2 separate regions of the Mus musculus genome follow, and region 1 is linked to region 2. The links are chromatin loops, found by intact Hi-C in ENCODE. Cell type or tissue: heart. All regions are shown on one strand.

Region 1 (4,000 bases), 74 kb before region 2:
GTCCTTTTTGAATTAATTTGAGATAAGTGCAGTTTCAATACAGCTATCTAAAGATATGCTAAGAACTTAATTGCACCCATTTAAAAAAAGATGAACAGTATTCAACAAGAAACCTATTATAAATCAATAATAATTAAAATAGCATAATAATGATTCAAAAATAGAATAAGTCCTTTTGAAAAAAATAAAGAATATAAGCATCAGAATGTATTTAACACTAAATGAGAATGCAATTTATATACACCATTTAGATTTAGAAACTAGAAAAGTCAACTTTATAAAAGTGAATAATAATCAATATCACCATTTGGAAGCTTTAATTACAGAATAATGAGAAAACATGAAATATAAAATGGCCATGTAAAAACATCCATAAGTATTAAACATTTCATGAACCTGAAAGAGTAAGTTTTAAAGGGGACATGTGAACTGTGGAGAAAGGCTTATAATGAACGTGGTAGTGAAAGCCAGGATGTGTCCAGTGCGAAAATGAGCATCAGAAGACGCCACCTCTGTGCTGAACAGCTGGTGTGTGTGCGTGTGGCACACTGAAAAAGACACACGGTAACTAACTGTGCAGACGATGAAGAATACACCCAGTAACTAAGCTGGCCTGCTCAGAGTGGGAAATGCTGCTGCTGCTCTAGGGAGCCACAAAGAACACTGGAAGCCAGTGTCGTCGTTCTGTGGATTATAAAGCAACCCATCTTCTCATTCAAGCACGGTGACAGTTCATACCCAGACCAGAAAAATGTACCACAACCCCTCCCCAAACCTGAAATTTCACTCCTAAGAACTGAATGATAGCCAGTTATTCAATATAAAATAATATAGCGCAGTTAGAATGAATCAGTAGATAAGTGACCAGATTGTAACCCAAAAGGCACAGTGTCAGAATGGAGCCATCTCCTTGGTCTAGGAGAGGGTGATCTGGGTGCTAATGCTGTCAACCTGGGCCACTGACTCCCCTGTGCTGTGACAGTCCTTTAAGACCTGGCTGGGTCCCATTCAAGCTTGAGTTGTTTATTTCCCATTCTGTTTGGTATGGAATGTGATAATGCCCTTTGCCTGTCAGAGTTCCTGAACAGAACTGTAGATTTGCCTAACACGGCAAGATCCTTTAGCCGTCCACCATGTGGTGCCCAGTTTATCGTCTGCTGCTTGAGATGTGTTTCTATAGAGTCATTTTCTTAATAATGCTTCCACTTTCCAATGGTTCAAGAGCAACACAGCTCCCTTAGAAGCTGCCTGTGGGATCTGCCCAGCTTCGGGACCCTCTCCCCAGGTGCTGCTTGCACTTTCATCAGCCCTGTGATGATAATAGGGAGCCGCAGGCACTCGTCAGTGCTCTGTGTGGCCGGGCTGCGGTATCCTGTAGGCAGTGTGTCACATGCATTTCTGATAATGTATGAATAGTGTGTTCACTTAAACCCAGGTGTATCAGGATGTGGCCTCATGAACAGGATCAAAGCCAAGTAGAAGATTCTGGCTGTGGGTCAGACTGAGGCAGGGAGGGAAAGTGGGGTCTCTTTAAAAGTCCTAGCAGTAAAGGGCTGGGGAGAGGGCTCAGTCAGTAAAGGGCTAGGTGCACAGACGTGAGGACCTATGTGAAAAATCACCCATGGTCACTCTGATCAGTGCCGCACAAGGCACGGTGATCTCTGTACCAGGAGAGCAGCGGCTCTCAGCCTTGGGTCTCTCCAGCCAGCTAGCTCACCCCAGTCAGTGAGTGGTCCAGGCCAGTGAGAGGCCCTGTTTTAAAAACAAGATTGACAGCATCCTAAGGAATAGTAGTAGCCAGAGTGGACCTCTGGTCTGCACACACACCTACATACACATGAGCATGCACGTACACACAGGTCCTGGAGTTCGTGGCTCCCGTTCATCGTTAGAATGTCAGGAGCACTGGTGTGGTTCTAAGAGTTGGTGCCTTAGATGCTGAGCAAGCCTGAGATGTGGTCATGGTCCAAGTACATCGCTCATTAAGGTGCAGGTTACTGCACCATGTGCCTGCAGCTGAGGATCAAGTGCTACATGGGTAATGCAGCTCCCTGTTGGGCTGAGTGGGTACAGGATCTCTGTCATGTGTCAGAGTGTCGGAGTAGGTCAGTTAAAGGACCTGCATGCCCGTGGCAGGTGTTAGGTGGGGGCTGTGCAGTTGGCAAACCCTGATGTGACGAGTCACTGGATGGGCCCAGGGCACCATGAGCTTCTGCGCCTTTAGCGCTGTGTGGCTGCAGTGACTTTCCATCATGTGCTCCTGGCAGCCTCAGCACCACTACCCTTTTTAATTAACTGGTAGTATGTGACCCTACATCAACCGAACAGGCAGGTCACCTCATTAAGAGGCCTGCACAGCAGCCAGCAGGAGACAGAGCTCCCAGTGCGCCTGGGTACTGCTCCTCCCCGTTAATCAGTCCCTGTGAGAAGGGAGGGCCTCCTCAGTACTCGCTGGCAGATCACATCCCCCCTTTCCCAGCCGCAAATTCATGCACGCACTCAGTCCAGGGGCAGGGTGATGCTCTGTAACCACAAGGTGCTTTCTGCCTACTGTGCAGCGTTGCTGGCCAGCCTGAGTTCTGGGTCAGAGTTCAGTCCCAAGCGGCTGGGCTGCTCCTTTTTCCTTTTCTTTCCAATCCAACTTCCTGGAAACAGTGAATGCCAAGTTCATAATGCCTGTGGTAGGAGGTCCTGAGTCTTACTTGCTTGTGGCTATTGCTGCTGGCATTGCTGGGACCTCTGAGCTTCGTGCAGTTTCTAGTGAGAGGCCCCAGCTGGCTGCTGTCACCACCACTGTTCTTAAATTCAAAGCATGGATCATTCCTGTCAGTCTGAAATGATGGCATCTGTGGTTGATCCATTGTGTCAGACACTACCACCCGACTTCTAAGTAGGACACATGAAATGTTACCTCACCGTGGTATGTGACACTATTTAATACCTGGCTGTGTCTTTACACATTCAGAGACAAGAGAACACACACCTATTCAAACATATGCCAGCACTCTATGCATGCTGTACTCACACAACCCCGTATTTCAAGCCTTAGAAGGGTCCCTGAGATCCTCAAGGTCAGAGAGATCTTCCTGTTCACAGGAGAATTCTCAATCTTATTTCAGGTCTTGACTCAGATGAAGAACTCGGGCTTCTCTGTCACCACGCCTCCTACCTAGGTGATTGACACGCGTTCTTGCTGTTTTGTAGCCTGTTTTGTATTCCATACGTCTGCACGCCTGCATGGTGGTCCACATACTGTGTTGGGGGTGCACAGGGACGTGTGCCCTGGCTGTCCTGTCTCGGGAATGTTCTCGAGCTCATGGGAGCTTGCAGCAGGGTCCATCTCCATGGTTGTCACCAGCCACGTCATCCAGCTTGCTAAACCACACACAGCCAGGAGCTTTAGATTCCTCGGAGTGTGGAAAGAAGAAAGCCAACTTGCTCTGTAGCTGTGGTATATGCACCATACCCTCCCTGTGGAGGGCACCCAGCCTCATGCTTCTTCATTGCCACCAGCTTGCCTGAGTTTCTGTTTCTCCATTTTGTTTCAAACAGGGCATTGTGGTAAGGAGGGTCAGCAGATTCCATTCAGTAAATTGGTCTTTACAAAATCACGTGAACTGGTGGCTCTCACCAACCTCCTTTCTTTCTGTTCCTCATCTCCAGACCAGAGGGTAGCCTCCTTCTGTACCCTGACCGACCTCCAGCATGGACAAGAACTAGAAGGGGCCCCAGAGCTGTCCTTGTGTGTAGATCCCACCAGTGGCAAAGAGTTCATGGATACACCTGGGTATGTAGACCCTCCCTCCCACTGTCCCAACGCTTAGAGACCCTGGGCCAGGCTGGAGAGAGTCTGGCAGTGGGACTAACTCAGATACTAGAAATGATAACACTTGTCTGTGTGACCATCATACTGCATAGACAGCTGCCTAACTTCTACAAAAGCACCAGGCACTGACTCTCATCATCCAGTCTTGGCCAGCCAGGCCACACGTGCTGTAGG
Region 2 (4,000 bases):
TATGACACAAGCTATAAATAGATCAGGCTCAGTCACCAGCCTCGGTTTCCTTATCTGAAACGTGACAGGCTGGACTCAGTCACTGCTGGCTAACTCTGTCATCTTTGTCCACTGTCTGTAGATGTTGTTTTCCAGTGTGACAATACTTCCTGCCCCTGCCACCTGCCTCTGTGTGTTTCTTGATCTCTCTTCATGTGTCTCTCTTCCTTGTTCCCTGTCTCTCTGTCTGTGTTCTTCTCTGCGTCTCTTCCTGCCTTTTGTGTTGGGTTCATTTCCGTCTTTACACAGTGCAGTAAGCCACTCGCTGCCATGCCTCCTCCTGACATTCCCCTGCTGCCACAGCAGCTCTCTGCATGGTTGTCTTTCGTCCAGTGTATTCGCCATACACGACTACCAGGTTGTCTCTGCCAGACATAGCAGCACACAGCCATGAGAAGCCAACAGAGACCCTTCCCCCAGACACAAGCCACTGTGTGCCCAGATGTTCAGCTTTGTGGATTCAACTTTGTCAAACCCAGGAGGACATAGGCTTTGTCCTATTGTGCTGGCCAACAATCCTGGATGGTATCTGCAGCTAGACTCATCACCAAAATGACTGAGTAGAAACTGTCACACAACTTAATCTCGTCTCATGCTTTCTCACATGGCTCCCCTTTGACCACAGAGCGTCCTGGCAGCGGTGTATCCAGTGCTCACAGGTTAGATTATCCCATTTTACAGACAGAACTCAAGTGCAAATTGCAGAAGCAGGATCAAGACCTCCTGGTTGTTACTGAGCTGCAGTAAAAACAAAACAAAACAAAACAAAACAAAACAAAACAAAACAACCCTTGTTTTCTTAAAAGTGCAGATGCAGAAGTGGACCCAGGCTAGAATCTCCCAGAAGCCTGGTAGGGCCGTCCCAACTCCTTTCTGTTTGCAGGATCTGCAAGCAGGGCAAGGTGTTAGATACATTAGGTCCTGCAATGACCTCCACCTGTGTGGGATGAGGCTGGGCCTCAAAGTGGTACAGAGACAGCACTGAGCACAAATGCTCTGCCAGGTTCTCCCTGAGGTATCTCTCTTCCCCTACCTGTCTTCACTCTAACCTCTTTCCACTGCAGCAGACAGTGGTCATAGAGAACACATTTCCCTGTCATTCCACAGCTTCCACGATGAGCGCTAGTCTCGTGTCCTTCACTGTAAGCCCTGGTGGACACAGGCTCTGACTTGAACAGAAATATACAGGTGTTATGCTTTGAGTGTAAAGTGTCCCCTAAAGGCTTGTGCCTTTGAACACTTGGTCCCCAGATGGTGGCAATATGTTTGAAAGGCTGTAAAACCTTTACGAACCAGAAGAAAGTGGTTTGCTGGAGAGCTGGGGAATTTTAGGGAGTAGTGTTAGGTCAGGTGCCATTTTGGATCCACCACATAGTGAGCTCTAGGCAAACCTGGGTGAGCGAATGAGATTCTCTCTCTGAAAAGGAGTAAAAAGAGGTCTGAAGATGTAGCTCAGTGGTGGAGTGTTTACTGAAGGTGGGTGTAGACACACTGGGTCCTAGGCCCAGAACAGAAAACAAACAAACAAACAAAAAGAAAACAATAACAATAACAACAACAATAACAACAAAAACCTCACTTAAGATTTGGATGTTTCTGTTATCTAGTGTGTATAAATTGTGCTTCAATTTGGAATATTGATAGGTCTTTCTTTCTTTCTTTCTTTCTTTCTTTCTTTCTTTTTTTTCATTTTGAAAGGACACCTGGTCAGTTTGTACCGGGTGTTTCTAGGTAGTTGGCCTCTTGTTTGAGAATGAAATAAAACCTTGAGCAGATCGAAAAGTAGCAAGGAAGCTTTGCAGGAAGCAAAGTGACCACGCTAATCAGAAAGAAATTCTCTATGAAGAGAAAGCAGCCACACCTCAGAGCACCAGCAGGCTCAGTTCCCTTCCTCCTCATTTCTCAGCCCCCAGAGATGGCCAGCAGCCCTGTGCTGTTCCTGGGCAACTGCTGTCTCCATGGACACTCAGCCTCTTGCCCCTGTTCCCAGTCTTCTGTCTCCGAGTGCTCTTTCTTTATGAGGACACTGACCTCTGGCTTGGGTCCAGCTTAACTCATCATGACTTGGTGTTGACTGACAGTATCTATAAAGAACCTTTTTCCAAGTGGAGTGGCCTCTGAGGTCCTAGGTGGACACACCTTGGGGAGAGGGGAGACTTGCCCCCCACCCCCACTCCCAGCTTCTATCTTCTCGGGTTCTTCACCTGGTGTCATCAAAACTAGATGCAGAAGTGTGTGAAGACCACACTGAATGAGCAGCTCCTCCCTCTAGACTGGCCCTCCTACCCAGCATTCCGGAGCTCCAATCAACAGGCTCTGGGCTCTCAGCCAGGCTCCTGTCCTCGGGGATTAACTTTGCTTTGAATGATGAGCTCCAAACACTTGCACTCTGGTTAAGAGGAAACACCGCGTGACCCAGCAACCAGGAGACAAGGTTGTTAACCTCAGGAGCAGGCTCACATTCTGTAGGAGTTCCAACACTGTTGCTGGGAACAGAAAAGTGTCCCACCCCTCCCCCTTACCCAAGCCCTTCCCTCACCCCCCTCCCCGTTTGCATTTGATCTTACAGTGAAGACAGACAGTGAGATATTAGCCATGTTATCAACCGCATAGGAAATGGTCTATGTTCTGCAGATCTTACATATACACATATGTTACAGCATGAAGTGCTCCCGAGGAGGTGGTTACCAGGGAGCACTGCAAAACTCACTCAGGACATAAGAATCCGAACAAGGGAAGGCTCCACCTCAGTGCCTGTAGCCTTGGTGACCTCCCGTGGATGGTCCTGTTCTTCCTTCCTCTCTCTAGTTGCTTTCCGAGGCCCCCATCCTCATCCTAATCCCATGAGCAGGAATGAGCCAACTTTCCATGGTCCCAGAGTATGTGTCAGTCTTGAAAAGTTCTAAGACAACTGGGTCTCTGATGTTGAAGTGAGCTCTCACTATGGCCCCTCTCCGGCTCCTACCCTCACTGAACATTTTAAACGTGAAAAGTACTTATAAGACAGTCAGAAACAAACACAAGCCCTAGGCCTGTGGACCAGAAAGAAAAAAGTGTCTCTAAAGCTGACGGAGGCAGAAGGAAGTCCCTCAATCATAAGTAGCACAGCACCCGTTCCTCCAACGCACAACATCCATATAAACAGAGGGAGTGGGGGTGGTTGCCCGTGCCTTAGCGAGGCTAGCAGGGCTAGGGCAGAACTCAGCTGACCTCTTAAGGGTGTGGCCAGACTCCAAAAGCAGCTATGGGACTGAAGCATCTTCTCCTTGTGAGAGCCCACAGCCCCGTTCCCCTCCCACCCCACCCCCCACCCCCAGCACTGTGGGAGCTCAGAGCCCTATATCCTCCTCCCAACAAGACATTGTGGGAGCACAGAGCCTTGTTCCCACCAGGGCATTGTGGGGGATCAGAGCCCTGTCCTACCCCCACCCCCCCGGGGCATTATGGGAGCTCAGAGCCCTGTTCCCACCAGGGCCTAGGGCGAAGGAAGGTGTTCTCCAGTGGTCTTCACAGTGTGTGTGAGCAGGTGTCTGACTCGAGTTCAACCGGAGGATGGGAAGCATCTTCGTACCCTGGAGGGAAGGATGGGGCACAGCCAACAATAGTGCTGGGTGTAGGAGACCGGAAGCGCTGGGATACAGGAGCAACTCAGGTGCTGAGGCAAACCCTGGACACTGGATCTTGGGTAGCCAGGATGGTTAAAGAAAGGAGGTTGGGGGAGGAGGAAGGAGAGCAATGTAAGGAAGAGAAGGATGGAAGAGGGGACTTCGTTAAGAAGGAAGGAAGTACCAAAAGCAGGACAGAAAGAAGACAGGATTCAAGAAAGATCTCTGAGCAAATTTAGTTTTATTATTATTATCATTATTATTATTTTTTTAAAGCTAGCCATGCCTGGTGGTGTGTGACTTTAATCCCAGCACTTGGGAGGCAAAGGAAGACAGATTGTTATGAGGCCAGCCTG

The links. A loop is a pair of places that touch in the nucleus more often than their neighbours do. Peaks named below come from ENCODE experiments on the same cell type or tissue, not always from the same donor. Only the 100,000 strongest peaks of a DNase experiment are listed, where the experiment ranks them.
Region 1: it touches region 2 in a loop (2.0-fold over the local background); 1 of 42 quality-filtered maps calls a loop at or near these places.

The regions. Positions count from the first base shown.
Region 1 is chr8:125,422,366-125,426,365 of GRCm38, reverse strand. It overlaps Sipa1l2 (signal-induced proliferation-associated 1 like 2), which reads left to right. Exons shown (of 22, transcript NM_001357372.1): 20 at 3,664-3,787. Among named protein-coding and RNA genes, the nearest start is that of Gm30713, 38 kb to the right of the region's middle. In heart, no CTCF peak of the experiment used is centred here; a DNase peak (open chromatin) is centred at 2,195.
Region 2 is chr8:125,347,898-125,351,897 of GRCm38, reverse strand. No RefSeq gene overlaps it. Among named protein-coding and RNA genes, the nearest start is that of Gm30713, 36 kb to the left of the region's middle. In heart, no CTCF peak of the experiment used is centred here; DNase peaks (open chromatin) are centred at 77, 2,067 and 2,387; H3K4me3 peaks cover 301 bases; H3K27ac peaks cover 4,000 bases.